Linked DNA regions of Mus musculus: regions 1, 3 and 4 are each linked to region 2. A link is a loop called in an ENCODE intact Hi-C map of the cell type or tissue named here. Cell type or tissue: left cerebral cortex. All regions are shown on one strand. Region 1 holds the start of Ppp2ca (protein phosphatase 2 (formerly 2A), catalytic subunit, alpha isoform). Region 2 holds the start of Jade2 (jade family PHD finger 2). Region 3 holds the start of Ube2b (ubiquitin-conjugating enzyme E2B). Region 4 has its middle 15 kb from the start of Gm26061.

Region 1 (8,000 bases), 240 kb after region 2:
GAGGCAAATGAGAAGACCACAAGAAAGCTGGGCCTCCTTTCTACAAGGAAGCGTGGGCTGTACGTGTCTACATCCTCAGGCACAGTGGAATAGTTAGCTGGTCTTTGGGCTATGGGGTCTGGTTTCTTCTTTACATTTTACTTTTTGACTACGTGTGTATATGCACATGTGTCGTCACACCTGCTCAGAGGACAACCTTCAGGAAATCAGTTCTCTCCTTTTGTCATTGGACATCAGGATCAAATTCAAGTTATCAGGCTTGGTGGCAAGTGACTTAACTTCTTGTGCCTTCTCTCTGGCCCCTAGCTATGAGTTCTTTGAACCTATAGCTCTCCTAAGAGATGCTGCGTTTACTCAGATCTGGATCTTTTCCGTTTTTCTTTTTTTTTTTAAAGATTTATTTATTTATTTATTTATTTATTTATTTATTTTTTATGTAAGTACACTGTAGCTGTTTTCAGACACTCTAGAAGAGGGCATTAGATATCATTACAGATGGTTGTAAGCCACCATGTGGTTGCTGGGAATTGAACTCAGGACCTTTGGAAGAGCAGTCAGTGCTCTTAACCGCTGAGCCATCTCTCCAGCCTCTGGATCTTTTCTTTCAAGGGCAATATATATTCATTACAGAAGAATCAAATCAGTAGAGACTTAAAAATAAGATGTCACTCAACTCTTACTCCCTCTTCTGTAGCTTGCTGGTGTCTCTTGGGAGCATGTATTTATAAAAGATGCTTCATAAAGCTATCATACAAATGGCTGTCGTTTTGTTTGTTCGCTTTGAGATAGGGTCTCACTGGGCAGCCCAGGCTGGCCTCAAGCTCTCAGTCCCACTGAGCCTCCTGAGTGCTTGGTAAACAGGTGTGTTCCACCACACCCACATACACATATTGTTTTATAATGTATTTTTTTGTACTATAAATAGTCACCTGTGTCAATAAATAGACAGTAGTCCTGGGAACTGTGGGGCTGGTGGCAGTCCTGCCTTCTGGATGGTGAACTTTGCCTTTCTTTTCCTGTGCCATTTCCCTCTGTAACTGAGAACAGCCTCGACGTCATGGACATCAGGCGGGGACGTGATCCTTCCTCTCTTTAGTCAAATGACAGGAGCTGGGAGGAAGGTCAGTCGATAGTGTATCTGTGACAAAGTTCCTGGCCACAAAACTGTGGCCCTATCCATGAAGTTCTAAGCCTAAGGAAAAGGCACATGAGCTTCTCCACCCTGCCCCTGAAAAGTACAGAAAGGGAGAGCTAGACATGGCTGGGAGCCGTGGGCATGTGGAGTGCAAAAAGCTGGTGGGCAGGCAAGCAGGCCCAGGGGGCCAGAGCACCACAGGCCTTTTTTCCTGAGCAGGCCCAGCTAGGATGTTGGCTGGGGTTTCTGAGGCATAAGAGACGTAGGTGCACAGTACATATCCTTTTTAGGTGTGTTGCTCTTTTTAGATACAGGATTCGGAGCTAACAGGAACATGAGCCTGACAAAATGTATTAATTCTTAGATTTATTCCTAAGTAACTGTCTCTGCACAACAGGTCTCCTGATGACGGGGGAAGAGAGGGAGTCTCTTATGTTCTATTTCTATCTCTCTTTCCTTGCTTGAATTTCCTCTTCCATCTTCATTTCCTTCTATGATTTGATTATACCTGAGGGACTTTAATGGGCAGTGGGCATATTTAAAATCAGATTTACAATAAAAATGATACATAGCATTGATTGGCTATGCATTCTGTGCTGCTCAATGCTGTGAATTTATAATCTCATTAAACCCTCAGAATAAACTTACTTGTCTATTATAATTACCTTACTTTATAGATAAAAAAAACCTCAGACTTAGAAAATCTACAGGAGCTGGGTGGTCATGGTACATAGCTTTGATCCCAGTACTCTGGAGACAGAAGCAGGTGGACCTCTGGGAGTTCCAGGACACCTGGTCTTCAGAGCTAATTCTAGAACAGCCAGGGCTACACAGAGAAACCCTGTCTTGAAACACCAAAATACATATATATTTATATATTATTAACAATTATTTAATAATATGTTCATATACTATCTATTTAGTGTTTGTTTAATTATAATGTATTCTAATCTATTTTATATATTATTACATAATATATTTTTATATATGCCATATTTATTTATATATATGACACAGGGTGTGGTAGCTATGCCTCTAATCCCAGTCCTCAGAAGCAGAGGCAGGCACAGCTCTGTGAGTTCTGGACCAGCCTGATCTACACAGTGAGATCTTGCTGAAAGAAAGAGAAAGAGAAAGGAAGGAAGGAAGGAAGGAAGGAAAAGGGAGAAAGGGGGAGGAAGGATGGCATCTGCAAAACAGGGATTCAAACCCAGGCCCATCGACCCCAGAGCTGTTTCTCACATTCCTCTGCTTCCTGTGACAGTTGGCTTAAGTCAGAGAACCAGAAGGATCAACAACAGCAAAACTAATTTTAGTTAGAATGCTGGCGAAGTACAGCTCACTCCTTCTCCATGTTTAATGTCAATTTAATATCTTGGCTAAGAGTGCCTATTATAAAGCTATTTGCTCCAGGTTACCCTCCTCCTACCCCGCCCCATCGTCAGATGGTTTTTATTTATAGCTATGTTTAAACATCCTGGGCAACACAGACTCACTGTACCCAGATTCGTCATCTAAGCAATGGTACTCAAAGTTGTCTTAAGGATCCTTTCGGGTTTGTCCAGAAGTTAAAAGGATAATTCTTTTTCTCTTTAAGTTATCTTTTGGCTTTCAAGACAGGGTTTTAAACCTAACTCCTTTTGTCTTAGACTCATTCTGTGGTCCAGGCTGCTCTTGAGATGGAAGCAATTCTCCTGCCTCACCTTAGTGCTGCCATTACCAACATGAGATATCACTCCCAGCCATTTAAAAATTTTTGTTCTCAGTATTCATCAGCTGTCAAATTGAGTAAGCTGGGTCAAATTAGTTAAGGCCCAACTTTCAGATCCTTTTATTATATTGGAAGTTCTACAGAGTATGAGAGCATTCTTGGTTTCCAGTAAGGGTAAAGACACTCTGATTAGCATAGTTCTGTATTGTTTATGATCGGGTATGCCTTACTCCACTGCCTGAATGCTAATGAGAGCTTCCTAGAAGTCATTCCTTAAGAAGTTAAGTTGCAGCATCTAATTATTTGGCAGGATGTTTAAGTACATGTAATTCTATCTTTCCTCCATTTTGTGAGGGTGGTGAGCCAAGTAACCTGCATCAGGAGAAAATAAATAACACATTAACGCTACCAGCAAGGAGTGCCTAGCTAGAGTACTTTAGAAGAACCTTCATTATATAACCTTGGCATATATAGTGGGCGTTTAGTACTTTTCAATCTGCCAGACTAGCATCATCATTGTCTTTGCAGGTGAAAAAAGGCAGTCAAAGGGATGAGTATTGGTCCTTTCTGTGGTTTAGTAGCTGTATGACTCTGGCTGAGACCTTGGCAGTATGAAGTTCTCAGTCTTGACCACTATCTTGAAGAAGCCCCTCCCCTTTTGTGTGTGCCCGCCTACTTCCTGCCCTTCAAGACAGGACCAGTTCTTGCTGAGTACAGGGCAATGGAGAAGAATAAGACAAGACAGCACAGTGAACATGGCTTTATAACTATGGGCACCAAACAGTCTTTATTTAGTCATCTCACGTAGCCTTAACTCTTACTCCTGTTTGTTTTGGGGGGCTATTCACTGCAAACCAGAGTCAGAATTTGAGCTGAAAGGACTGGCAGAACAAGTATGTATGGAGGCGTCTAGAAGAGTAGATCTCAGGTACTTTCTTCGGGAACTCTAGTGGGAGGTACCCACTAGAGAAAGCAGAATTGGTCAAGCCAGTTCCCCTGGCCAAGCAGGTTGTCCTTGATAAAGGAGGATTTTCATCCCTGCCATTTGTGGATGGGGCCACTGAGGTCCTCTTGTAGCTTGTGGGTCAGGGTGTCTTCTGATGCTCTGAGCTGTGTCTTCTCCGGTGTGTGACAGGCTTGACTGTTCCCCACAGTATAGCTAGGTCAGCTCTTGCCTTGACCTTCATGGATAACCATCCTTTGGCTTCTCTCCCAGACTCTGGAGGGGAGCAGTGTATGACTTCCATCCATTCCATTCATTTCCAGCCAGGAACATTCAAGCTCCACCAGGGCAGTAGCCCCTTTCTGTCTGCATGACCCCTTTGTCCCCTAAGCATGGGATCTGGTCAACAGTTGATGCTCTGTAGAGCCAAGTATCTCTGTGAATGCAGACAGTGCAATGTGAACACGTTTCACAAGCCTCAGAAGAGATTTATAACCAGGTCGAAGGCTGATCCTTAAGAATATCAGCTTCCTTTACAGAACACACGGTAGCTGCTTCTACCAGTACCAGAACACAGCCCTGGCTTGTTCCTCTAGAATGTAGGACAAGATTATTTCCAGTGGGCACAGGTCTCGGAGAAAAGTGCACACCAGAGGTGTTGAAGGCCACAGGAGAGGAAGCAAGGCTTAGGAAGAGGCCAGGATCGAAGGCCCACTTCGGCCCCGCCTTCGTGCAGGGACAGGTGTGTGCTGGGGGTGTAAGGTGCGCGGGCGACACATCCCAGCAGGTACACCTTCCTTCGCCCACGAATGACCTAATTATAGGAGCCTGCAACGGCCAGAGGTGGGGAAGGTCACTCCAGGCAACCTGCCACTAGGCTTGTCCCCAAAGGTGTGTGACTCCCTTGTGGTTCCCAGGGCTGCTGGACTAAGCGCCTTAGGGTTGCCTTTAGTCATCAGGCTGGCAGAGCCCAGACCACATCTGAGAGGTATCACCCAGAGGCCTTCCAGAAACACCAGGTCACAAGGAATAAAAACCTCGCCTACACGGACTGCTCATGCGCCGAGACCGCGCAGGCGCCCTGCGGAGCCTGGGACGCCAGGATTAACCAGCACTGCGCTTGCTCGGACTCGCTTCTTCCCTTCCCCCGCCGCCCTCCCAGCGGGAGGACCACGCCCCAAGAGCGAAGCCACTTCCTTCGGCAGCCAACTCCGCTGCGCTTGCGCCCCGGCTCCACGGTGCGCAGCTCTGGGTCCCGGCCCCACTCCGTCGCCCTCCCCGCGGCTCCCTGACGCTGGCGTGACGTCACCACGCCGGGCGGCCGCCATTACAGAAAGCCGAGTCCCGAGCTAGGGCGAGCGGAGGAGGAGGCACAGCGGCCGGCGGCCGAGCACTGCGGAGCGAGCCAGCGGGCCGGCGCCAGCGCCCAGCAGCCGCCTGGGGCCGCAGAAAGCACCCCGGGAGAGCGGCGGCGGCGTGTGCGTGTGGCCCGGGTGCGGGCGGCGGCGCGGGAGCAGCGCGGAGCGGCAGCCGGTTCGGGCGGGCGGCATCATGGACGAGAAGTTGTTCACCAAGGAGCTGGACCAGTGGATCGAGCAGCTGAACGAGTGCAAGCAGCTCTCCGAGTCCCAGGTCAAGAGCCTCTGCGAGAAGGTGAGCTGCTCTCGGCCGCGGGTGCGGCCTCTGCCCGGGCCCGCCTATCAGGAGGCCGCGGGGACGGTGCAACATGGCGGCACGGAGGCCAGACCCCCGAACCTAGCAGCCCGGCGCCCGGCGCTGCCTGCGGCGACTCGCGAGGGACCCGGCGCCCCCCGCCTCCCGCGCGCTGATTGGATGGCGCCGCCACCGCGGCCTAAAATGGCGCCGCGCGCCGGACTCCGGGCTTCGGAGCCTCCGGGCCGAACCCGGCCCGACCCTGGGAAGTGGGGCGGCCGGGACCCTCGGTGGCCCGGCGAGGGACTGGCTGGGCTTTGCGCCCGGGAACGGGTTCCGGACTCATGGAGTCAAAGCATTGCGCTTGCACTCGGGCTTGCTTCGTGGAGCGGGCGCTGCCCACAGGGTCCCCCACAGCAGGGCTTGTAGGCCAGACCCCAGCGCCTATGGAAAGGTCACCTCGCTTTCCTGTCGGTCTCCACGCCTCGGCTTCCCCGGAGCCCTGTTTAAAGTGTGTGTTTAACGATTATGAAGGGAGTCGCTAACCCAGTTCCTACGAAGGTCATAGTGGTAGTTTGAAGGGAGGAATATAAAGTTTTCTTAGTTGGACAAATGGAGGATTTGGTGAGTCATACTACAACGAAGAGCTTTGGGATTGGAAATACAGTGTCACATTAATTTATGATGTATATGCTGACTCAAATTGGGTAGTGTGAAACCCTTCTGTGTGTAACGTACTTGGCGTGGAGCCATTTATTTTTGAATGAGCAACATAAACGGGAAGAGAGTCAAATTTTTTATCCTCTCTGGTTGCAAAAGTTTCTTGGATTGTATTTTTGTGGCTACAATCAGCAGTAGAAATCCCCGTGTTGACCGATTTCTCTATTTCAGACATGGAACTGAGTCCACTCCTTGAAGTGATAACTCGGTATCTCAGGTTATCTCATTCCATTGGTTTTCTCCAAGAATTGGGGAAGCAAGTTGTTCATGTTGTATTCTTGAAGTCTTAATTAATGCAATTTTCTATTAGAAAAATGTGTCTCCACTTCATTTTAGCTTTTCTTTTCAGGGTTAATTTAACATTTAATTTTAGTGCAGAATTATGGATTATGTTAGTAATTTGTGTTAGCAGGAAGAACTTTTGGAGCACAGAAGATGCTCATTCTTTTGTGGCTTGGTGTAGAAAGGAGATTCTTGAGGTTGAATATTTTCTGATGACACAATTTTTCAGAAAATGCTGAAAACCATTTTGGTTAAGTCAAATGTAGATTTATCCCTTCCCTCCTTCCTTCCATCCCAAGTATCCCTGGCTGCCCTGGTACTGGTTATGTAGAGCCAGGGTAACTTTGAACTTGTGACATTCCTTGTGTCTCTGCTTCCTCAGGTGCTGGGATGACGTGTGTGTATGTGTGTCTGTCTGTGTGTTATAACACGCCCCACTTGAATCTCTAGTGTTTTGATCTTTGTTTCTCTCACATCAAACAAGGTTGGTATTTTTAAGGTTTAGAAGTAAGCCTTTTAAATATTACTTAGTAAATCTTGCCAGGTCTCAGTCTCTAATTGCTGACTCGGAGTGAAGGGCTTTATGTGGACATTGGATGACTAGTCATTTGTGTGACCACTCATTGGACTGTTCGGTAGACCTGGACACAATTACTTTTCATTTCCCAACTGAGTGATTGTAACTGGCTTTTTCAGGTAAACGGTTTATTTGGTCCTTGTTTCTGTACTTAAAAATAGTTAACACATGCTCCAAGATTACATGCTCTTAAGAAGGCAACCAGAACACAATGAAGAATATGTTATGCATATTTTCAAGGAACTTTTAATCTAGTTGGAAAGACTAGGGTGGCATTGTTAACTTGACCCTCGAGAGCAGTGGTTCTCAGCCTTCCTAATGCTGTGACCCTTTAATACAGTTCCTCATGTTGTGGTGATCCCAGTCATAAAACTATTTTGTTGCTACCTCATAACTGTAATTTTGCTGCTGTTTTGAATTGTAAATATCTAGTAGTGTGCAGGATACCTGATATGTGACCCCTGTGAAAGGGTCGTTCTGGTCCCCCAAAAGAACTGCTGCTGTAGAGTTACCTGGATAGGAAGTCTCAGAAATTGTCTACCTAGCAGATCAGGTTGGCTTGTGAGTATGTTTAGGAGCATCTTCCTTATGTTGAGATGGGAAGACACACCCACTGTGGATGGCACCATTCCCTAGATTGGGAGGGAGGGGTTCTCAATTGTGTAAGGGTGGGGGGAGCTCCCTATGCAAAGGTCCCCAAATGACCTGAGTTTGGCCCCTTCCTTATAGGACTACATGGTAGAAAGAACATACTCCTTCAAGCTGTCCTCTGAGGTACACACACAAGTAAATGTTACAGTGTGAACATGCATTCATTGCTGAGTTTCTCATGAGGTGATATGAGCACCTCTCTCAGATTCCTGCAGCTGTGACTTCCCTACTGGGATGAACTAGGAGTGTGAACCAAAATAAATGTGTCTTGAAGCCAGGCATAGTGATATGCCCCTTTAATTCTAGCATTCAGGGGGATCGCTGATCT
Region 2 (8,000 bases):
GAGCGCACGCACGTCGGCGTGTTGAGCTACTTGCCAACTGTCCCTGTTGGGAAAGAGTAAAGAGCATGTCTGGCTAGATCCTTGTGTGAAGGCCAGGAACTCTCACACTGCACCCAGTATAGTGGGGAGTACTGAACACACTACGGGTTCCTCCCTCATGGAGTGTCAGGACCACACAGCCCAGCTGGCTGGCCTGCTACTGGCAGAAACTGACACCCTAGCCCAAGATTCCCTCCTGTTTGCACAGTCCTCCTTCCCAGTCTTGACCCTACACATTTTCCAGGCAGCTTTATGTGGTTGGGCTCCTGGCTAATGACCAATGTCAACTCAGTAATAGGGCAGCAATTTGGTGGCAGATGTTTTCTTGGCAGCACAGGCCACTGGCCTTAGCCACCCCCCCTCCCGCCCCCCACTAAAGTTCTGGCCCTGGAACACTACTGCCCAATGCCAGTCTCTTTTAAAGATGTCTCTGCAAATAAATTCAAATAAACACCCTGGGCCTCCATTAACGCCCTCCCAGCTGACCCTGGGAACAGTGGGTCTTTCAGGCCAGCTACTGCAGCCACTCCCTGGGGCAGTTAAAACACCCCAACCTGGCCTCCAGTCTCTCCTCTCCAGGGGCCACCAGACCTGCCCCCCCCCCCCACACACACACCAGGACTCCATCCTTCTTTAAAAAAAAAAAGAAGAAGAAGAAGAAGAAGGGGAGGGGGCCTTCAAGCAGGCAATTTACCATTCCAGACACAATCTCTCAGAGAGAAACAAAAACTCCCTGTCTGAGGCGGACTGCGAAGGCGTGTGTGTAATAAGATGCTAATACAATTTAATGATATTTCGGCTGGAAAACCTGTCCTCAGAGCCTCCTTGTGCAGGGAAGGCCAGACTTTCAGAAAACAAGAGCTTGCACACTCTTAAACTGTTTCAAACAGGGGTCAGAGCCCCACTCTTTCCCATCTCTCATTAGCTTTAATGCCTTCTCAGGGACAATAACTGCGGATACAAAAAATGATTCTGTGCACACAGGGCAAGAGGGCTGCTGTCTGTGACTGTCAACTCTACTTCTCCAAGCCTGAGAGGCGCTGGGATCTCTCTCCTGCCACTCCACTGCCTACCTTCATTGTCCCACCCAGGCCCCAGTTTCCAGTGCCTACAGGTGTCAATCATGCAGGCCAGTTCTACCACCCAACCAAGGAGAGCCGAGTGTGACAGGTTCTACCTAATTTACCTTTCAATACTTCCTCAACCTTACTCTTCTCCCCACAGGGCACATTTCAGTGGACCATTCCTAAGTCTAGCTGCCCACAGGCACCTGTTAGATGCTCATTTCTTCTTCGTAGAAGAGAAGCTGCCTTTCTGGCCTAGCCTGGGGCTAACAGATTAAAGGCCATCGTGCATATAATAACTGGCTTGCCTCGGTTCATTAACAGAGTGGTAACACTGTGCCGTGTGCTACCACTCACTTTAGGCTGCTGCTGCTTCTTCTTCTTCTTTTTTCCTTCTCTTTCCATTCATTATATTGCTAGAACCCAGGGCTTGGAATTGTTAGACAAGGGCTTGACCAGCTATATCCTTAGACCCAGGTTTAGTCTTTTAATACAATCTATTACTTCCTACGCTCACCTACAGATAGGGATTATTATCAATCCCACTGGCTGATAAGTAAACTAAGACCTCTGGTGCCTTTAACACAGCTGGAAACTACATTCAAACCTAGGCTGGCTGACTCCACGGTCAAAGGGCTCAAGACTGCAGGAAGGCTTACGGCACAGATGAAGTTTTCTAAATTCCAATGAGATTTCTGAGCGGAAGCTTAGAGGGCTGCCTAAAGCTCCAGAACCAACTTCCAGGAGGTGCCGAAGCTTTGAGCTAAGACCTGCCATTTAAGTGTCTAAGTGTCCCACTGCATGGGGGACATGACACGTCAAAGTTACCCCCACCCCCAACTCTATTCTGGCAACCTCTCATGCAACCCAAACACCCATCCGAGAGACCTGCAGACAGCCTGCTGTACATATACAGTGAAGCATTTGGCGGGGGCACTGAGGCAACCAACCACCTTCTAAGTCTAATAGAAACACTGGTTATAAATAACGGGAATATCCTGCCTGCAGCCCCAAACCTAGGGGAGTCAGTGTCTAAGGCTTACACTGAGATAATAAAGTACAATAGGGACCCGGGGACCCCCACATACAGAGTACCAATGAGAACCTAGCAGCTTAGATCTTTGACAGCCTCTTGGATAGGAGTCACCGGCCATTTACCCAGGCAATTTAGGGGAAAAGCACGCTGGATGGGAAAGCACTCTGGAAACATTTGCTGTATCCAGAGCCCAAACAACTCTGTCCTTAAACACTTCATCTCCAAGAGTGTTGGGGAGACCCTTGGCCAAACAGTTTCAAAGCCAACATTCACTGTTAAGTCCTGCTGCGTAGGGTGAGGACTCCCCTCTAAAAGGCATTTACTGTGGAACCAAATGCTTTCCCACTCAAAATAGCAGCCAACAGCTCTTGGAACAACCGAGGAGAGGGCTTCAGATCAAACACGACCCCCCCCCCCACACACACACCATGCAAACTTTCTCAATAAATTATTCGCCCACTTCGGATCAAAGCCTGCTTTTGCAGCCTGCGACCTAAAAAGCAAATAACATAGCCTAAACATAAAAGCTTATTCTTGACTAGGTCAGTTTTATTACTCATTCCTTCCCCCCTTTACAGTTCATTCTCTTATTTTCCTTGCCTGCTTAGTAGATTGCTCTGCGAGTCCTAACCCGCCCAAGGAAGATGGGACCGGAGGGCCTGGAGGGCTGGTGTGTTCGCCTGGGGCCCTAAGGGGGGGAAAAAGAAATCAGGCGAGGGGAAAAAGAAGTCAGCACCCTGGGAACCCAGGAAACAGGGCCAGGCTCGGTTGGCAAACCTCTGCCAGGATCTTCTGCCAAATGTCCTACTGGGAATTTTACCAGTGACAGGAGAGACAGTGCCACTCTGGGAGGAGAACCCAGCTCCCAAGCTCCGGTCTGTTTGCAAATATAAATGTTAAGGGAGCATCCTAACCTTCTTCCGGGCTCAGAACTCTTCATTTCTAAATGGGGGGCCCCGCCCCTCCCTAAGCCACATCTCTGAGAACAACCATAATCCCTCCCATTGACCTCTTGCAAACTGCCTCTGGGTAAAACTTTGTACCTCGGAATCCTGCAGATGAGGTGGGGGGGGGGGTGCTAGGGGCAAGGGTGAAGTTTGGAAATCTGCAGAGACCCGGGATAACCAGTGCAATGTACCCTCGGGCATAAAGACACCCGGCCCCCTTCCCCCGCCCCCCACCCAGCAGGAGGCCTGAGGCCAAGCTGTTTTTTTTTTTTTTTTTAAAAAGTGCACAGGCCGGCTGCAGCGGCTAAGTGGATTAGAAGAGGGTTGCGCGCCTCCAGCCTGCCCTTGGCGGCGGGCGACGGGCACGCAGGCTGGAGGCGCGCCGGCGTGATTCCGACCGCGGGAGCCGGGAGGAGGAGCCGGAGGTGGCTGCGGGGGGCTCCGGCCCAGGCGTAGGAAGGGCAAGAGGCGGTTCGGGCCGGGGGCGGTGCCAGGAGGTGGGTGGGCTTGACGCCCGGGGCGGGGGAGGGGTCTAGGGGACTCGGGGAAGGGCAACTGAGCCCGGGGTGGGGGCGGGGGTACTGAGCGGGGCAGAGGTGTGCAGAAGAGGGACCGGGCTGAGCTGGCTGGGCCTCTCTGGAAGGTAGAGGAAAGCCTCCAAGCCGGTTTTGCAGATGTCCTCACCCTCCGGCAGAAAAGCTACGAGTCTCCAAGCTGACCCAGGATCACCCCTTGCTCGGAGAAGGGGATGTCTCAGAGCCCAGGGATGGGCGGGAAGGGACCATGGGGAGCCACAAGTCTGCACCCAGGCGGGGAGTGGGCGAGCGAGAGCCGCTCCGCAGGCGCAGGCAAGTGGGTGGGAAGGAGGGAGGGAGAGGGAGGAAGGAGGTGAGCCGGGAAGATGCCACTGCCGGGGGCGGGGCGGGGCCGGGGATCCGGCAGAAGGACTGCAGCAATGTTTGGTGGGGGCGGGGGCTGCAATGTCACTCATTTTGGGGTCAGGTGCGTGTGTCCCAGGCAGGGCCCTCCACTTGTCTGCTGCTCTTAGGTACCACCCAGAGTTTTAGTAAGGGCGGAGGGAAGAGGGGGGAGCTGCAGAGTCGTCCCTGAAGCGGGACGCGAACCAGCAGAGTTGGGAGAAGGTAAACAAGGGCCACGCCCCCTGCCGTCGCCCCGCGAGCGCGCACCCGCCGCTCCGGCCGTCGCCGGTACATTTCCACTCTCGCGGTGCCTCTCCCCCACCGGACTCCCGCGCAGCACCGGAGAGCTGCTGTCCACTACCCCAGTATGCACCCTGGCTGCCTGGACTGCGCACCCAGCACTCACCTGGGAACGTTGTCCCCCGCCCCTTAAGAAGAAAAAAAAAAAAAACTAATTTGTGCAATGCCTCTGAACCCAAGAACCGAGCATGCTGCCCCCGCGTGCAGCTCCCTCGTGCACCCAGCCTGGAAAGGGGGCGCAGGGCGGAGGCGGTGGCCCCCGGAAGGTGTCTAGGACTGGACCGGCTGCACGTGAGCCCAGTGCGGGGTCATGTGCATCGGCTCAGCCCGGTTCGGCACCCGGACGTGCTGCGTATCAACAAAATGAAACTCGGGAGACAGAAGGGCAGATAGCTCCAGGTTTCCCGTGCCCCGGTGCCCGCCACTCAGCCTCCCCACCCCGCACCCCGGTAGCGCCGCAGCCCCTCGGGCCGGCCGGAGCCCGCGAGGCAAGTTGCAGCCCCAGCGCCCCCACCCGCCCGCGCCCCCTCGCCGGCCCAGGGGCGCTTTGCCGCAGTCATTAATAAAGAAGGTCGCCAGGCTCACCCTTCCAAAAGTTGTTGCATGCGCCCCTCTCAGCCTCCCCGCACTGTACTCTTTAAAACACGGCTGACCAACATGCGCAATCTCTCTCCCCAGTGCTGTGCGTCCCCCCCCCCCACCCCCCGCGCTGGCTTCCTAGAACAGGCAGCCAGCGAGAGAGGGAGCGAGCGAGCAAGAGAGAGGGAGCGAGGAGCACTGGCAGATCTGTTGAAAAAAAAAAAAAGCCCACAAAATAATGCCGTGGAGATGCGCAGGGCCCATCCGCTGGGGGCTGGCTCTTACCTTGCTCCGCGGTGCCCTCCCGAGGGGCGCTGCCCTCGGCTACGCGCGGCGGCGGGGGCCGGCGCGGGAAGGATGCTCCCGAAGCCAGGAGCTCCTGGGGCCGGCGCGGGAGGGCGGGGGGCGCGCATCCATCCGGGGTCGTGGCGAGGGAGGCGACCGGGCCGCGGCGCCCCCCAAGCCCCGCACCCCTGCTGGGAAGATGGTCAGCCCTCCAGCTCAGAGCTGGTGCCACTAGGAGTGGGCGCAAAGTAACTCCATGGACGCTACTCACCCCCCAAAAAAATAGCCTCCAACTGCGATGGCCGCGGTCGGCACCATTCACCAACCCCCTGTGTATGTTTCTGTTTCTTTTTAAACCAAGACTTCCTTGTGATCTCTTTAGAGGGGGAAAAAATGTGTTGGGGTGGGGGTGGGGTGGGGTGGGGGCGGGCAAGAAGAGAGGGAGGGGGAGTAGCCACTTTTTTCTAATTCACTCGGATCTCCGCTCCCGGCACCCCCCTGTCGTGTTCCCCCCCCCCTTCCCAGTTGTTTGGCTCCGGCGACAGTCCCAGGTAGCGTTGCGGCCCCCCCGGGGGGGTGCCCTACACGGTCACCCGCCCGCCTGCACGCGGGCCCGGACTCCTCGTGGACTCCGGGGCGCCCCCAACCCGCCCTGTCCCCAGGGCCGGGCCCGAGCGCCGGCTGAGCCCGTGCAAGTCCCATCAGGTCGGCTCACACTTCACACACTCACACACATACCCCGCCCCTCCACTCGCTCACTCACACTTTCTGCTCACACCCCGCCCCCTTCGCGCCCCAGACCCAGGCGGAGCCCCCCACAACCTTTAAAAAAAAAAAAAAGCAAGCTTATACTTAAAAAAATCTTTTGGCGCCATATTAATGACGTACTTAAAATTTGCCATTTCTCCCTGCGTCAAAAAGACGTTTCTTTGCAAATAACAGCTTGGAGGCGACACTCGCGGAGGAAACGAGGCTTGCACGGAGTACCCAGCTCGCCCGCCCCACCCCCAGGGACTCTGGTGCTGGAAGACCCTCGCCCTCCGCCCGGTTTCGGAATCACTGGTTTTAAAATCGAAATCGAATAAATCGCGTGGCGTTTTTTGCAGCGCCAGAAGTGAGCAGAAAGTGCTGGCAGGAGTGCAGGGGAGGGGCGCGCAAGGGGCTGGGGGAGGGGGCGCGGTCCTCCTCCCCCACCCACACCAAATGCAAACTAGCATCCTAGGCAGGGAAAGTTGAAATTGTGGGCGACCTCCGGAAGAGAGGGGCTGTCCTTAAGGGGAGGGGGTCCCTTCTTGGGCTTGTTGCCCCCTCCCCCTCGCGGGTGCCTCCTGGCGCCTGGTGCTGCCCTGCATTTCCGGAGGGGGGGTGAGGCGCACTGTGATGGGTGGGTGGCTAGCAGGGTGGCAACATGTCCTAGCCTCAGGAGGAGTTTGCCCCGGGGTACCCCCTTCCTTCTGCCTCGTGCATCTTATAGCCGCAAAGGGTTAAAAACCGAGGGGCAACTTCCCAGGGCTGGTACTTGGCAGAGAAGCGGGGCGCCCCTCTCCCCACCCTCTCGTTCTCGCCCCTCCTCCTCCGACTCCACTTCCCGACTTGACCTTGTGGTGCACAAACAGTGCTCTCCAATCCTCGCAGTTTCTGGAAGAAGAGCCTGCGCTCGCCAGGCGGGCGGGCTGTCGGGCGGCTAGCCGGCAGTGGCGGAGCCTTGGGTCGGTTCCCTGAGCTGCGGGCCACACCCACCCAACCCGCTGTGCCTGGGGAGCTCACCTTCTCTCTAGGAAGGAAAAGGGCAGGCCTCCTGGAGGGGTAGGCACGTGGGGGGCAACCTTTTGCCTCCTGGGAATGCTCCAGCTGGGGAGGTTGGCTAGCTTTGGACTGAGGTTTGGGGAAGCCTGGCCCTGCAACCCTAAGGCATCTCTCATCTCCAGCATCCCTAAGGCATCTCTTCTCACCCTTGCCAATGTATTCTACCCCTTCCAAGATAATCCAATGATTTCCCCCCCAACTCACCTTTGTTTTTGAAGGCAGGTGGATGAGTTTCAAATCCCTTTCCCTTTCCAAGACTGAAGTTTGTTTATTTTTCCTTTCCCCTCCACCCCCAAACCCCCTTGCATGCAAAGATAAATATTCAATTTACATAAGATGACATTTATGTGACAATTAAGAAGATTCCCCGACGGAATGTTGTGAACACATTTGCTTATAGGAGAAATAAATCTAATAATGAACAAACTCAAAACAGCTCAGATCCTCTGACAGGGAGATTGTCTCTGCAACAAAGAGGGACATGAGGAACCAAGAGCTTTCTGCAGCAGGAGAACTCAAGGAAGCCACCAGCAGAACTTCTCTTCTTTGGCCTTCATTCACAAAGTCTAAAAGAGGCCTGTCTGGCAAGAGGAAGGGCTGGCTCATCAGCACCTCACAGTTAGCCCTAACTCTGGTTCTCAGAGGTCCACTGAGAAGATTTTCCCAGGCCAAGGTCAATGTCTGCTAACACGTGTTGGAGGCTGGGAGTGCCCAACCGAGAGGTTAATGGCTTCTAATCCTGGCTTTTCTGCTCAGAAGGCTGTGTGAGGCAGATCAGTGAATACATCTCTCTGGATCTGTTTTCACCTTGGTGAGCAGAAGATTACAGAGACCACATGAGCACACGCATACCCATGTATGTGAATATGTAAATTTACATTCCCTCTAAGTAAGGCAGGACCAGGCTAAGAGTGCAGCTCACGTGAGTGCTTTGCTCATGTCTTCTTTCTTATAAACTCTTTTCTTCCCCAATTATTTTAATGATGTGTAGTTGTATGTGCACCTATTTTTAATTATGTGTCTG
Region 3 (8,000 bases), 140 kb after region 2:
TATAGATGACTGACCAGGACTTCAGGAATGTTAAGGCAAGCACTCCACCACTGAGCTAGCTACATTCTTAGTACCCCACTAGTTATCTACTAGTTAAGTGTAGATCCCCCACTAGTTATATCCTAGTTAAGTGTAGATCCTTGTAAGACAGCTTACTGATGAAGAATATTTGAAAAAACCTCTTACAGGAATTTGATTTCCAGTACCCATGTCAGGGAGCTTACAACTTCAGGACATCAGACATTGGCCTCTGGCTTCCAATGGGCACCTGCTCTCTTATACACGTATCCTTCAAACCCTAGTTTTTAATCAATTACCTGGGTTGACTGTAAAATCATACCATACCATAACTAGCTGTAGTGGTAAATTCCCATAATCCCATATATAGACAAACACACATAATCAAAAATTTTTTACATTTTAAATCAAAAAGGATGTGCAGGGCTAGCAAGACAGTTTAGCAAGTAGAACTACTCGCCATACTATCTCTTGAACACATGATGGAGGGAGAGAAATGACTACACAATTGTCATCTTACCTCTACACCAAGTGTTATGGGTTATAGATACCTACTCACAGTCAGTCAGCCAGCATGCAGGCGTGCACACTTGCGCACAAATGATAAACAAGAAATTAAAAAGGTATTATATGGTAGCCTATGCCTGTGTTCCCAGCACTGAGGATGTTGAAGGAAGAAGATCCCAAGTCTGAGAAATGCATGGAGATCTTTTTGTTGTTGTTTTTTTGTGAGACAGGACCTCAGTAGGCAGCCTGGACCCTAGCCTCTAAGTGCTAGATCAAAAGGCTGAACCCCACCCTTGTCAAGAGTCTATCTCAATAGAATCTCAAAGGTGCTAGGAGTGCAGCCCAGTGATGGATGGAGCATTTGCCTACAGGGTGTTTCAATCTCAGTATTACCCAAAGTCATCCAGTGGCTTCTCGGTAGGCTGTGCATATGTCATTTTTAGCTAAAATTCTTGTCACAGCAAAGTTTTCGGTCCTTTTGGTTCCAAGTGTCCTTACAGCTCCAACAGTAGGGGCATAAACACTTGAACGGCACATTTTGTATGAGGTGATTTACCTGATCTCCTTCATTAGCCCATTTAATTTCCAGCATTTACTTATTAGTGTGGGGATCAAGCCCTGGGCCATATGCATAGCAGGCAAGCAGTCTACCACTCAGCTTCACTCAAAGCCTTCACACCCTAGGATCAGTCACCTCGAGTAACCATAAAACCATACCATAGCCAGGTACAGTGTCATACGCCCACAATCCCAGCTACTCCAGAGGGCCTAAAGCAAGAGGATCACTTCAGCCCAGTTCAAAATCACCCTGAGCAACACTGCAACACACCTTGGCTCAAGGGAAAGAAGCCAAATTAAATATAACAGCAAGCCGACCAATTTTATATAAATGCCCCAGACTCAATAAAATGTTTCAAGAGCTGGATATACAGCTTAGGGATGGGAGCACAATTAGCACAGGAGGCCCAGGGTTCTCAAAAGATGTGTCCCCGCCCCACACAAGTGAGTTTCAGAATCGGCCTCAGCCTCTCTCCCCAGTGCTTATTTACTTACCTTTTCTGAGCAATCCCTAGCTCAACTCACCCAAATATAACTGCATTCCACTGCATGATGTTGTTTTCAGATGGGGCGCCACTGACCCCCACAGGTGGGTCCTCTTGCAATCTAGAAGTCCAGAGTAGTCATTTTCAGAGTTGAACATATAGGCCAGTGAGGTCAGACTCTCCTGAAGCTACTCTGACAGACTAGCTAGACTGACTTGTTATAGTTGGAGCTGAAATGAGTTACGATCTAAATGAATCAACCAGGTTAATATTCGTATTAATACTACCAGATCTGTAAATTCTTCAAACAGCAAGATTTAAGATATGGTCTCTTGAGGAACTCGTTTTCAGAGTACCCTCTTAACCCACTCAAAGTTTACAATTTTAGCAATGAAAAATACTTTTAGATAACCTGCAACTACCAGGTGGTAGTGGTTGTCCACACCTTTGGACCCAACACTTGGGACATAGGTGAGTGAGTTGGAGGCCAGCCTGGTCTACAGAGTGAGTTCCAAAACAGCCAGGGCTACACACACAAAAAACAAACAAACAAACAAAAAAACCCTGTCTCAAAAAACAAAAACCAAACACAACAAAAACTTACAATTTTCGTACCTTAATCATGGAAGGATCTCCAGTCCTAACTACAGACACTACACAACACAAAAATGTAGGAAATCTCTATACACTAAATGACTTAAAAAAACAAAAAACCTCAATTTAACTAGAAAGCAAGTCTTACTTCATGGCCTGTGCTTCAAACAGTGCCTTTCTAAAGTAGTCAGAAGCTCCAGCTAGCTTTTCCAGCAGGCTCTATTTTAAAAACTCTGCTCTCAGGCCAAATATACCTCAGGCCTCCATACAATGCTTTCAACAGACATCATCAGCAATTTCATGTAACCTCAAGATCCTTGGAAAACCACCAAAGGCACCTTGTACTCAACTGGGAGTCAAGTACAGAAATTGCAAAAATGAACAAGAGATAAATAATAATAGATAATGTATTATCCATAATGGAAAGTTTTATTTGTGTATCAGTTACAGAGCTAATCAAATATAGTGACTTCAAGCATTGGGTGACTTTTGCACCAAAAAGGACATCTCTTTGTCTGGCAGATCATTAATAAAAAAAAAAAAAAAAAAAAAACAGCCTGGCAGTAGTGGCGCACGCCTTTAATCCCAGCATTTAGGGGACAGAGGCAAGGGGATTTCTGAGTTCGAGCCAGCCTGGTCTACAGAGTGAGTTTCAGGACAGCCAGGGCTACACAGAGAAAGAAACCCTGTCTTGAAAAACAAAAAACAAACAAAAAAAAAGCAAGCAAACAAACAACAACAAAAACCTGTCCATCTCACAAAGTATGTTGTGATTTTTAAGTGGACACTTGGCAAACTGGTCAACCTCAAGCAGATTAGGTCACTAACAGGACTGAGAGGGACGAATTTACTGCTTCATTCCTCAATTGTGTGGCTAAAATCAGCAACGAATTAAATGATGAAGTTGTCCAGGTCCCAAGACAATAGCTTCCAAATGCCTCATAAAGGGCTTTTTTTTCTCTCTCTCTCATAAAGGGCTTTATAATGGGAAAGTTGAGCAGTTGCTTCCTGAGAGGCAAATCTAAGTTTTTATATTACAGATTTGTCTCAATCACAGCGGGTCTGCCCAGAAAGAAAACTAGTATCTAGTCTACTGTTTCTGCACTTGTACGTTTCCAAGGAGAGGTAAACAACTGGGAGAGGTCATCTTCTTCCTTCAAGCCCCACATTTCCTATAAACCCCTATTTTCCAAAAGGAGGCCCAGGTGGAGTATCAGATTAGCTCCAGTCTGACGGAAGGCATTTTTCCAGGCTGGGGAGGCTATAGATAGGCTTTTATTCCGCGGCCAGATCTTAGTTCCAGAAGGCACTGGCAGGCCAAGTGGCTAGCTCCAGGCCCAGGTTTCCCGAGCCAGTTCTCAAGGTCCTTCCAGGTGGGCGGGGGCAGATCGGGTTTCGGGGGATGGGCTAACCACCTCCGGACCTCGCGCAGCAGACCCCACCCTCACCACTGCAGAAAGGGAGAGATTTGGGGCAGTATTCACCCCAACCTCTCACTACCAACAGGAGATCACGGGGCCCTGTAACAAAGCTGGACTGGTCCGCCAGGCGAGGCCGGAGCCTCAGGAGCAGCTCACTCGCACCACCTGGGGAGGGGACACTGCAGGGTGCAGAGGCGGGAGGTGAAGCGTCTGCATCTGCCCTAGGTGGGCCTCTGGGACACCTAGGCCCAGCGATGGCCACCTTCCTACTTTTGGGGGGGAAGGGCAGGAGGCTGTAGTACCGACCATCTTTACTCCAGACAGAGGGAGGTATGAAGCGAGGGAGTAAGAGCCACCGGGAAGCCGGGACTGCCGTGGGTCCCGCAGGCCCACTGCCCGCCTCCTCAGGGTCACCAGGAGGAAGATATCCGGAATCCCCGCCCTACAGTCCATGGCTTCGGGAAGAGGCCGTCATATTGGGCTAAGACGAGGGCCCTTACCGCTTGAAATCCCGCATGAGCCTCCTACGGGCCGGGGTCGACATGCTCCGCAGCTGCCCCGCGGTCAGTCTGAAAGAAAAGAGTCCCGTTCAGCCCCCCCACCCCCCGGCGCAGCGGCCGAATCACTGTGGGTCGCCGCCGCCACCGAGACTGCACAAACAACCCTGCAATGACGTCTCCCTCCGCCGCCTCCAGATCCCTCCGCCCTCCGCCAGTACCACCGCGGGAGGGGGGAGAGGGGGCGGGGCGAGCGGGCGCGCGCGCCGCACCGGAGGGGCAGAAGGCGGCCTTCCGGGCTTGTTGCTTGCGGGCAACTACGGAGGATCCGCTCCGTGCTCACGCTGAACACGGCCCGGCCCAACGCCCTCGGAGCCCACACGCTACCTCGCCTCGCTCCCCCCGTCGCTAGTTTCAAGTTCGGCCGGACGGGGAGAGAGTGGTGCATCCGGAGCCTGAGATTTCGGAGGAGAGGAGGTGGGGGGGGGGGTGACGTCAAGTCACGTGACCGCCAGCGCCGCTGTCAACAATCCACCCCTGAGGGGGAGGGAGCGAAGTATCTAGAACCACGTGTGCCTGTGACGCCATCAGAGCAGGTCACGTGATGGCCTAGCCTGGCTCTGGTTTCAGGTCTAACAAAGCAGGTCCTTGAGTATAAGGAGTTGACACCTCTAGTCATACATTATTCTTTTGGTCCCAAAGTACTGGGGCTTTGCAAAAGGAGACATTGTGGAAGGAGCCGCTTGCATTCTGAGTCTTTTAAAACGGAACAACAAAAAAAAAATCTGGACTTAATTCTGTGTTTCAAGTGGCTTAGCAACTCTGGTACGTGGGACAGGTACTGAAAGTGTGGCAAAGCCTTGTAATGAACGGCTTTGAATGCTAGGTCGGTGCAAATGAGATGGGATTAAGGGCATTTGCATCAATAGCCTGTTCCTGCTAATGGAATTTCCATACTTAGAATTTATACAGAAATGAGAGTGGAATAGATTGCCCAAACCTTAAAGACTCCATCTATGGAGTCTTTGAATTGGAATCTGTGAATTTGCCTGCGGTGGGGCACAATTGTGTTTTTCAAGAAGTGAGTGGGTGTGATTTTAGAGCATATCAATGCTGCTGGTTGTCAAAGAAACCTACAAAAATGATTCAGATCAGGGGAGAGATCCTGCAGACATGGGTGGGAGTTAGAGCTCGACTCTGAGGTAACTCATTACAAGCTTTATACAATAGCAAAGAGGGACCAAATGGACCGGAAGTGCGGTGTGGGGGGTTGATTCATAGCCGATTCCCGAAGCATTGACCACCACAGCCCCCAGCTGGCTCCTGGAATTTCCGTGCTCAGCTTCTAGCCCTGTATTGGGGATTTGTTAGTTCTAGGGACCGGAACAGTGTAGTAGATGCGGAATTCTTTAACTCAAGAAGGGGGAAGCGCATGAGACTCCACTGCTCACTCTTTCACATGGTTCCATGAAACCAGGAAGGGTTAACCTTTTTCACTGTCCTTATCCCTTCTTCCTTCAAACAATTCTCTTGATTTAAAATGACCTTGAGAACCCAGCGTCTTGGTGCATCCTGCCAATCCCACCATTCGGAGAGTGGAAAGGATCAGGAGTATAAGGCTAGCCTCAGTGAAGCAGGATGGTAGCCACCCTAGGCAGCCTGAGCGTCTCATCCCTCCCCGCCAAAAAGTAACCTTGAGGATTGTCAGGTATGTCTTACTCTTGATAGCCGCTGCTGTGTCCTCACAATGTGACTAAGCTAAAAGTTAAATATTCTTACCTTTACGTTTCTTCTCTTTGAGTTATTCCGTAGAACCCCAGGGCCTTAGGTAGCCCTGTAAAATGTTATTGAAAAGGATGCAGCGCACAAGCACAACTCCAGCACTGGGTAGACAGGGGACTAGAGGTCTGCAAATTCCACCGCACCTAGAGTTGGGAGAGACCTTGTCTTGGGGGAAAACAGGCTTTTTAAATCCCCTGGGCCGGTAACAAGTGCCTGGGCTTTTTTAAATTTCCGTCCAGCCATACCAATGTTAATCTTCCTCATGATCAAGAAATACATAGAGTGAAATGGCAGACGCTTTTTAAAAATCTCATTCTGTTGCTTATCTAGCAATTTATTACTTTAAAAAATGGACGGGATAGTTTTTAATATCCAAAATGAAATGTTTTGATAAATTGAATGCTTCCCAAAAATATAGAGAGCAGAATGTTAACAAAATTCACACAATTTCATGGCCAGGTGGCTTGCTGGAAACCTACAACCGCAGTCTTAGAACTATAATTTCACTTATTAAAACAGGGTAACTTGCTATGTAGACCAGGCTGGCCCCAATCTCACATAGTTCTGACTTCCTCTCTCCTGAGTGCTGGGGTTAGGAGTTAGTTTGTGATGACAGGGGCTCACTAATTCATGCTTTGCTCCTTGCAAATATTTAGTTCATAACAAATCTTAAGTAAACATATAGCAGGTCTCACAACATTCTTATTTATAGGAAAAAGAAAAATCCAAGCCAAGTGCCCAGCCCTCCTAACTCTCAAGCTCCAAAGCCAGGCTCTAGCAGTTAGTAGCAAAATTGCAAAAATGGAAATGCGTCTAAACTGTTTCTCTGTGTAGCCCTGGCCGTCCTGGAACTCGCCTGCCTCTGCCTCCCAAGTGCTGGGATTAAAGGCGTGAGCTACCACGCCCGGCTGTTTTTTGTTTGTTTGTTGTTTTTTAAGATTTTTTTTTTTTTTTTTTTTTTTTACAAATACACTGTAGCTGTCTTCAGACACACCAGAAGAGGGCATCAGATCCCATTACAGATGCTTGTGAGTAACCATGTGGTTGCTGGGAACTGAATTCAGGACCTCTGGAGTAGTAGTCAGTAATCCTAACCGCTGAGCCATCTCTCCAGCCCTAAACTGTTTTTTGTTTTTGTTTTTAAAAAAGCAAACTAGTTTCTTTTTTACACTACTCAGCACACTCGTTGTGCACATTCATTTGTGTGTATAGGTCACAAGACAACTTGGAGGAGTTGGTTCATTTTCCACCACGTAGGTCCAAGAAATTGAACTCTACACTTTGGGCTTCGTAGCCTTTTCCTACTGAGCCATCTCGATGACCTACTTTTGCTATTACAGTTAAATCAAGATCTGTAAAAATGGAGCCCTTTTAAAAGCTCTGCGGGCTATTTAAAAGTACATCCCTAGGCGTCCTTGTACTTACTCAGCCTGTGGCAGAGTCCGGTGAATTATTTTGTTTTCCTAAAAAGTTTTGCGTTTCACACGTCATGAGAAAACTTTAAAAGTACTGCTAGGGCTGGATATGATGGCACTCAGCACAGCACTCTAAGCAGGCAGATAATCTTGGGAGTTTGAGGCCAGCCTGGAAGTATACATTGTGAGTCCCAGGCTACCCGGAGCTATATAGTAGCCCTTGTCTCAAAACAAAAAGGGATCACTAGTAGGTAGAAAGCAGTAGTAATTGGGAAACTGAAAATGTGTACAGAAATGGTGTTAGAAATAAGTCAGAGGAGTAGTGAACGCTGAGTATGTGGCTTACTACCGAGCTAAGCCCTCTATCCAAAAACGATCTTGTCCCCGGTTTAAGGATTATGTCGACTTTGAGGTCGAAATCGGTTGCATGGAATAGTAACGAAGCACTGGCAAACTGTAGCCCCATAAGTGTTCCGTAGATCCAATTATCTCCGTCAACCTCCTAGAACCGGGCACAAGTAAGGGACCAGTAACCACCCAGGTGACAAAACGCTCTCTTGCCGGGCGAAAGCCTCCAGGCGTTCATTCTGCTATAAAATGCCCCGCTCTCCCTCATCCCCACCCCCCACCCCCACCCCCACCTGCAAGCACGCGGGCCTCCTACGTCCCTCCCCCTTCCCCTTGGGTCTATCTTCCGCTTCGTGTCACTTTCCCTTCCGGGTC
Region 4 (8,000 bases), 94 kb after region 2:
GCCTGCTAAGGCATCATTTCCACCCAGCCTCACATGGAGCTGGCGGCCAGAGCCTCTTAGTGGGGCTATAAATAGCAGATCATCAACTCACCTCTTCTGAGCTCATCGTAGGCTCCGTTTACTGTGCGTCTTCCAGCTGCCTGCATGTCACCTGTCACTCAGATTTCCCAGGTGAAGCTTGGCCGAGAGACTCGGGGGCATGCTCAGGGTGTGGGAGGCAGGGTTTGGGTTCAGGGTGACAGCAAGGGCAAAGTCAGACTTCTGAAGAGCTTGGCATTTAAAACGTCATAATTATAATTCCAGGTCTGTGTGCTTCTCACCAATTACATGCAGCAGCAAGGGATTGTCATTTCTCTTCAAGTCCTAGAAATCAAAGGCAGAGGAGTCACCAAACTTACACCTAGGGAAAGCTGCACAGGTGGAGAACAAGTGAAAGGGTTGGTGCTTTCTGCTTTCCTGAGACTTGTCTCCTAGTGCTGAACAACATAGACATGGATCTCTGGCTTCTGCCATGACACATTTCTCAGAATTACGCCTAGCACTCCCATGTAGGATGCTCGATGGGTCAGGCACAGTGCCCAGCCTCCAGTGTGGCATTGCATGGTATCCTCGCAAAAGCCAGATGAAGCTAACAGCTTGGAGACTTTGCATTGTGTGGGGAGGAGTCTGCTGTTGGTACAGGTGACTCGCTCGCTCACACACAGACAAGCATTGCAATCCAGCTGCTGCACTGCAGAGTGTGAGCTGTGAGCCTCCACCCTCACTACCTCCTGGGGATGAGGACTGTGTGTAAGGAACTCCAGAGAGCCGAACTATAGGCTCCTTTTTCAGCTCTAGACACTCTTGACAATGAGTGGGAAAGGTGCCCACAGATTCGAGGTCCCCTTTGTCACCCTCCTCAATGTCTCTCCCCATCATCTTATCCCACATATGATTTTCTCCTACCTCCTCGCACAGGAAAGGCACCCGTTTTCCCTTCCAGAGTCAGTCCCTGTATTTGAAATGAGATGTTTCAAAAATGCAGATTCCTAGTCTCACCTCCAGACCACCTGTAAGAAAATCTCAAAGGAGCACCAGGCAGATGTGGTGGTATGCACCTCGGGAGACACAGACAGAGCTCTATTAGTTAGGACTAACCTGGTCTGCATGAGTTAGAGACCACAAAGCAAGTTCCAGGTCAGCCAAGGCAACATTGTGAGACCTTGTCTCAAACGTGTGAGTGTGTGTGTGTGTGTGTGCATGTACTGACATCAGGGCACACATTAGTGCATGCAGGTGCACATGCATGTGTGTACCTGTGTGTGTGGGGGGGTGTCATTCTTAGGAACCACCCACCTTGTGTTTTTGTGATAGCTTCTCTCTCTGGGTCCGCTGGTTAGGCCAGGAGCCCCAGGGATCCTCTTAACTCTACCTCCCTACGCTTTATAAGCATCCACCAACCAACACACCTGGCTTTTCTCACATGGATATTAGAAATCAGACTCCCCAGGGCTCCCCATGCTTGCTCTCAGCAAACACTTTGCCAGCTGAGCTACCTCTCCCCTGCCCCATGATCTGGATCTTTAAAAGCCCCGTGAGCATCTGGTGGTGGTGGTGCATACCTTTAATCCTAGGTAGAAGCAGTCAGATCTCTGAGTTCAAGGCCAGCCTAGTCTACAGAGCAAGTTCCATGACAGCCAGAGTTCCATGGAACCCCGTCTCAGAAACAAAACAAAACGACAAAAAAAGTAGCCCTGTGAACTGCCTAGTTAGGGAGCCCCTTTATCTAATTGCCCCACCCAATTCAGTCTCGGCCATCTGAACCCAGCATCTGGCCCAGGAGAACTTTCTTGAAGCACAGACTGCTTTGTCAAAAGCCTTGGGTCACTCGCTGTTGCCTGCAGGAAACTGAAGCCATTGTTGTAGCCTTGACATTGGCTTCGCTTGCTCTCCAGCAAGTGCCCTGAGCTGGGCTCTGCATGTTGGCCTCCTTTCCCAGTGCTCCTCTCCCTCCTCTTCTTCTCTAGGCTCCAAACTGCAGTAGACACCATGGCACACAAGGCAACGGTGTTCCTGAAACTCTGAGCCCTCAGCACAAGGTGTAAGGAACAACTGATGAAACGCCCTTGTGCTGAGCACAGCGTGCCTGGGATGATGTCATCGCTGGGGAGCCTGAGGTAGAAAGACTTGGAATTCCAGGCCAGTATGGCCTACCTACACGTACAGAGAGTTCAAAGTCAACCTAGCTGAAGAACAAGACCCCGTCAAAAATAGAAAAAAAAAAGTTCTATATAATTCTAGAGTCAAGTGACCAAAGGGACTCCGGTGGCAGACAAGGCATGGGAGCAGGGACCTGGAAGGGACTCTACAGGACCTGGGTCTTCTCCTTACTCCCATCCCCAAGCCCTTCTCAAGGTTTCTGTTCCTCCTCTTCCCAGGTGGAAGCCGCTGTTGGGCTTTGTTGCTGTTGTCCAGAAGGCCGTGTGCTTTACTAATGCTGTCAGTAATGCCGTGAGTGTCTGCACTCTGCCCAGAAGAAAACATCTGCTCGGATGAATCAGAGGAAAGCTTTGCTACAGGATAGATGTGGTGGTGTGAGCACTTAATCCCAGCACTCAGGATGGGTGTGGTGGTGTGAGCATTTAATCCTAGCACTCAGGAAGCAGAGGCAGGTGGATCTCTGTGAGATTGAGGCCAGCCTGGTCTACAGAGTGAGTTCCAGGACAGTGGGCTACATAGTGAGACTCTCCTGGGGGGGGGAGAGAGAGAGAGAGGGAGGGGGAGGGGGAGGGGAGGGGGGAGGGGGAGGGAGAGGGAGAGGGAGAGGGAGAGGGAGAGGGAAAGGGAGAGGGAAAGGAGAGAAGAGAAAAGAAGAGCTTTGCTGACTGTAAGGAGAGTTATTGCCCAGCAGGGCCTGGCAATGATGGCCTTGATGTGAGTGCAAACTGAGGTTGAAGAAGTTCTGGCTGAGAAGCAGGGATATGGCTCAGCGGGTCCTCAGCATGAAGCCCAGGGCTGCATTCCCAGCACCTCATAAACTAGGCAGCGGTTCAGGTCTGTAATCCTGATACTCTGGAGATGGATGCAAGAGGACAGGAAGGTCAAGGTTATCCTGGGCTACTTAAGGTAGTCTGAGGTCATCTTGGGCTACATGAAACCTTGTTAAAAAAAAAAAGAAAAAGAGAGAGAAAGAAAGAAAGGAAGGAAGGAAGGAAGGAAGGAAGGAAGGAAGGAAAGAAGGAAGGAAGGGAGAAGCTTTCAATTAAATTTAACACAAGTGTGCCCTGTGACTCTGACTGTTCTGGCCCCAAACCATACTAAAAAGCCATCATGGAGGATCAAATGAGGACTAAATCACATGATTTTTTGAGAATAGACAAGGAGATGGAGGCAAAGATGTCAGCCCAGTCTTAGAATGTAGGAAGGGGACACAGTAGTGACTACTATAGCAGCACAGGATGGAGCAGAGGCCTGTGTCCTGCAGTGGGGTTTGTGGAAGACTCAGGCCAAGCTGCTAGGGTGACGGAGAACAGGATACAAATGAGAGGACTGGTGGAGGCTGGGAAGGCCACGTGCAAGTACCAGGGGGGCAGTGCTGGACACACAATTCCCTGCTCCCCAGGGAACTTGGATGGGCACACCAGGTGCTATGTAGTGAGGGTAGGGGTGAGGGTGAGTGTGGGCAGGAGGGTAGAAGTGTGGGTGGTGTGGTAGATAGCAGTAGAGATACTGAAGGCTCAGCTTCCAGCCCCTCTTCCTCACCCTGCTCCTAGGCAACTGGGCCCATGCCTCCTCCTTTCCAGGCTCATGCCTCCTCCAGGCTGCAGACCCAAGAGCTCTTTTCTGTAGAACCAAGCAAGCTCCAGGAAAGACCTATGGGAACAGATACTTGAAATCCCCAAAGGAAAAGCCAACTGAGGATCAACGCCCTTGCCGGAAGTCCCCATCAGATAAGCTCCACCCAGGCATGTTAGGCGTCATCTCTTCCCCACATAGTCCTATAATGTGGCCAGTGCTGGAATCCCCGGACAATTCAGGAATGCCTCAGTCATGAGTGTCAGGGGCATGCCCGGGGGGGGGGGGGGTGGAACAGGGGAGGCAGCCTCGGAAGAACTCGTCAATTCTGGAAGAAAACTTTAACATTAAACAATCAGACATTTCAAAGCTCATTATCACAAAACAGCAGGGATAAAGAATAGACCCTGGTTAACACAGTGAGTTCCAGGATGGCCACCTGGTGGATAGAGTGCTGAGGTCCCTAGAATCCACATGAAGACAGACATGCATCTTTCTGATCCCAAAACTATGGCGAGACGGGAAACAGAACGTCCTGGAAGCCAACCTGGTGTACTCAACGGTGAAGAAGAGATCTTGTCTCAAACGACATGAGGTGAGAACCGGCACGTGTAACTGTCCTCTAACTGAATGTGAGCTTTGTGGCTCACACACCTGCACCCCAAATTCAAAGGCATGGACAGGAAGGAAGCAACGCGAAGAAGACAAAGGAAGAAGGAAACAAAGGAGATACAGCTCAGTGGTTAGAACACTGTACACTCTTCCTGAGGACCCAGATCCAGTTCCCAGAACCCACAAGGCAGCTTAACAGCAGTTAAGAAGTGTAGTAGTAGTCCTAGAGGATGAGGGCCCTTGTTTGTTCCACAGGATCCTACATACATAGGAGGCACATAGCCTCACGTGCACACACATAGCCTCACGTGCACACACATAGCCTCACGTGCACACACATAGCCTCACGTGCACACACATAGCCTCACGTGCACACACACATAGCTTCACGTGCACACACATACACTCATATGCACACACGTACACTCACATGGACACACATACACACAAATAAAAGATAAACAAACAAACAAGTAAATAGATTTTTTTTTTAAAGGAAGATAAAAAGAGCCAGGCCTAGTGGCACATACGTGTAATCCCTGCACTTAGGAGGCTGGGGCAGGAGGATTACAAAGAGTTCAAGGCCAGGACTACAAAGCAAGACTGTCTCAAAAACTCAAAAAACAACCAAAACGATATTACCTACCAGTAACATCAACACATCTAAACGCTAAAGAAAAACATATACAGCCAGGCAGTGGTGGCGCACGCCTTTAATCACAGCACTTGGGAGGCAGAGGCAGGCAGATTTCTGAGTTCGAGGCCAGCCTGGTTTACAAAGTGAGTTCCAGGGCTATACAGAGAAACCCTGTCTCGAAAAAACAAAAACAAACAAAACATATACAAAGTAAAACAAAAAATGTTTTACACAACCACGATGGTGTTAACAGAAAACTGATATTACTAGGGGCATAGCTTAGTGACATAATACTAGACTGGCACACACAAGTCCCTGGGCTTAGTCACCGTGTCAGCCCTGCCAACAACATAATATTGGCTTCACCAAAGACCGAAGGAAGGCTGGCGAAAAAGAAACGGATCTCACAGATTGGGGCTGCAACTGTAACTTGATGGTTAGGCTGATTCGGTCCTGGGTTCAACGCCCAGCAGGAAAATAAAACTTAAAAGCAGAATAAATGGACGAACATTCTCATCTCCTATAAACTATCAGGCCAACAAACTAGCAGTGCACGCACAAGCAGCATTCTAAAGCCAGGCGTCGGTGCACCTCTGATCCCAGCATTCTGAGGTGGAGGTGAGAGAATCTCTGGAATTTGAGGTCAGCCTGGTCTACAAGTTTTTAGGACCACAAAGGGAGAGCCTTGGTGCTGTGTTGTTTTGTTTTGTTTTTGAGCACAGAGTTTAGAAATGAGAAGAGGCTGAAGTGGAGGGAAACAGTTGAGATGGTTGAGAGAACTGACTTCAGTATCTCTGGGGAACAGAGGGAGGACAAAATTGGGGGACAGGGAACAGCAGTCAGTTCCATCGTGTTCTGTTTAGTGATGTTCAACTTTCTATGTTTTGTGCAAGTATTCAATATTTTCTCATATATATATATATATATATATATATATATACACATATATATACACATATACATACATATACATACATACACACACACACACACACACACACACACACACACACATATATAAACTTTCTTCCTTCACTCCCTGCCACCCAGTGGTCAAGATTAAGCCCGGCCTTGGGTACACTAAGGAAACACTCTACCACAGAGGTAGCCTACAATGTCAGTTGTATACTAAAAATTAATATAAGTAAGGCCTGGGGGTGGAGCTTGGGGGTTGAATACTTGTCCTGGGTTCAATTCCCATCCTCCCCCTCACTCTAGTGAATTTCCTGTGGGGAAAAGAAAAGGAGCAAGAAGCGATGGTTGTGAATGAATTATCTCTAGTTTGGTTTTCTGCTGCTGACCTCATCGGTAGGAAGGCGTGTTCCCTGGAGAAGCCACGCCCACCTGAGGACTTTCGCAGGCAGATTGATGGGTTAGACCTGTGTGAGTGGGAAGAGCTGGAAAGTCACACAAGAGGAGCCAACTTTATCTTGTGCTATCTGAAGTCCTAGCAGCCCTTTACTGCCCCTATCTCCATCTAACCTAATATCCTTTTGACTATCCAGTAAAAATGTTTGGAATGTTTTCTGAGCAGACCAGTAGCTTCAAGATAACATCTGTGGCCAGATGTGGTGTCTCATGCCTGTAACCCCAGCCCTTGAGAGGCTGAGTCAGGCTTGTCAGTTGAAGGCCAGCCTGGCCTACAGAGTGAGACCCTGCCTCAAAAAGACAAAACAACAACAAAAAAAATGTAGCATCTGCAAGCCATGTCCTGACCCCCATGTCCCCATCAAGATATTTAATAAACGCTTCTGTGTACAGCCTTCTTTTGTTCTGTGATGTAAAAGTCCCTGTAATTACTTCTGAGGTTGCCTGTGTTGTTCAGAGAAACCCGGGTCTTCATTCAGGGGCCATAGACACTCAGTTTTGGCTCTCATATTCCCTTTGGGGGTGAGAACTGTTTTACGTCAACATCTCTGTCTCTGTTTATTTTCTTTCTTTCAAAGCCTAAATCTTGACTGGAAAATGTGGTAACATTGCCAGATAAAATACACTTGGGATAGTACTTACACTAAAAAAAATTATCACTGCTTATCTGAAATTCAAGTTTAACTGTGTTTCAGCACCATGTAGGCCTAAATTGAAATGATACAGAGAAATGATCTGTGAAGTGTTCTGTATTTCAAATTAACTGAGCCAAGCGTGCCTCTAATCCCAGAACTATGGAGGCAGAGGCAAGATGATCTATGTGAGTTTAAGGCAAGCCTGGTCTACATAGAGAGTTCCAGGACAGTCAGAGCTATGCAGTGAGACCCTATTTTTTTTTGGGGGGGGAGGTAAATTAAATTAAATTAAATGTGACTGAGCCAAGCTTGGTGGTGAATGACTTTAATCCCAGTACTCAGGAGGCAGAGGCGGGCAGATATCTGTGAGTTTGAGACCAGCCTGTTCTATGTGGTAAGAACAACATGGTAAGACCTTGTCTCCATAAGGAGAGGAAAAAGAAAGAAGGAAAGAAAGAAAGGATGGAAGGAAGGAAGAAAGGGAGGGAGGGAGGGAGGGAGGAAGGAAGGAAGGAAGGAAGGAAGGATGAAACGAGCGGTTGTCTTTGGGGAGGGACACGGGCAGCGCTAGGGATGGACTTGGAGAGAGCAGTCTGCTGCTGAAAGGCATCCATAATGCTCACCCTGTGCTCACCCTGTATCTGCTCTGGCCAGGCCAGGCCAGGGGCTGTAAATGCAGGTTATGCCTCACTAGCCCCACAGTTAGGACTGTGCCCAAACAGACAATGACAAACTGCAAAGTTCCACTATAGCAAATACTCACAGCCTGGGAGATTGATACAGAAACTGACCACATCTCCTGGTCACTTGCTGATGGTGATTGGGGATCATGGCCGGAATATTAACTCCTACCACAAGGGCCACTGCTGACATTCCATCAACAAGAGCGAGGAGCTGGGCGTTCAGGTCAGTGCTGGAGCACTCGCCTGACATGTGTACACGTCCAGATCCATTTACAGACAGATGATCCCTGT

What was found. Hi-C counts contacts between places; a loop is a spot of excess contacts. Peaks named below come from ENCODE experiments on the same cell type or tissue, not always from the same donor. Only the 100,000 strongest peaks of a DNase experiment are listed, where the experiment ranks them.
Region 1: a loop joins it to region 2, with 6 times the contacts of the local background. A loop is called at or near these places in 3 of 42 quality-filtered maps.
Region 3: it touches region 2 in a loop (9-fold over the local background); 7 of 42 quality-filtered maps call a loop at or near these places.
Region 4: a loop joins it to region 2, with 2.2 times the contacts of the local background. A loop is called at or near these places in 7 of 42 quality-filtered maps.

The regions. Positions count from the first base shown.
Region 1 is chr11:52,093,709-52,101,708 of GRCm38, forward strand. Ppp2ca (protein phosphatase 2 (formerly 2A), catalytic subunit, alpha isoform) reads left to right here and starts at 5,116. Exons shown (of 7, transcript NM_019411.4): 1 at 5,116-5,442. The coding sequence starts at 5,341. In left cerebral cortex, CTCF peaks have their summits at 4,917 and 5,118; DNase peaks (open chromatin) are centred at 1,383, 4,970, 5,516, 5,868 and 1 more place; H3K4me3 peaks cover 3,087 bases; H3K27ac peaks cover 2,167 bases.
Region 2 is chr11:51,852,141-51,860,140 of GRCm38, forward strand. It overlaps Jade2 (jade family PHD finger 2), which reads right to left and starts at 5,528. Exons shown (of 13, transcript NM_001357588.2): 1 at 5,171-5,528; 2 at 2,740-2,827. The coding sequence starts at 5,298. It overlaps Gm30110 (a long non-coding RNA gene), which reads left to right and starts at 3,306. Exons shown (of 2, transcript XR_388628.2): 1 at 3,306-3,583; 2 at 3,781-4,457. In left cerebral cortex, CTCF peaks have their summits at 3,442, 4,255, 4,454 and 5,071; DNase peaks (open chromatin) are centred at 2,915, 3,511, 3,927, 4,208 and 7 more places; H3K4me3 peaks cover 4,101 bases; H3K27ac peaks cover 4,245 bases.
Region 3 is chr11:51,996,210-52,004,209 of GRCm38, forward strand. Ube2b (ubiquitin-conjugating enzyme E2B) reads right to left here and starts at 4,282. Exons shown (of 6, transcript NM_009458.5): 1 at 4,084-4,282; 2 at 1,609-1,689. The coding sequence starts at 4,127. It also overlaps a transcript of Cdkl3 not described here. In left cerebral cortex, a CTCF peak has its summit at 6,873 (motif pointing right); DNase peaks (open chromatin) are centred at 3,569, 3,955, 4,305, 4,647 and 1 more place; H3K4me3 peaks cover 4,130 bases; H3K27ac peaks cover 2,830 bases.
Region 4 is chr11:51,945,704-51,953,703 of GRCm38, forward strand. No RefSeq gene overlaps it. Among named protein-coding and RNA genes, the nearest start is that of Gm26061, 15 kb to the right of the region's middle. In left cerebral cortex, a CTCF peak has its summit at 4,217 (motif pointing left); DNase peaks (open chromatin) are centred at 21 and 586; H3K27ac peaks cover 682 bases.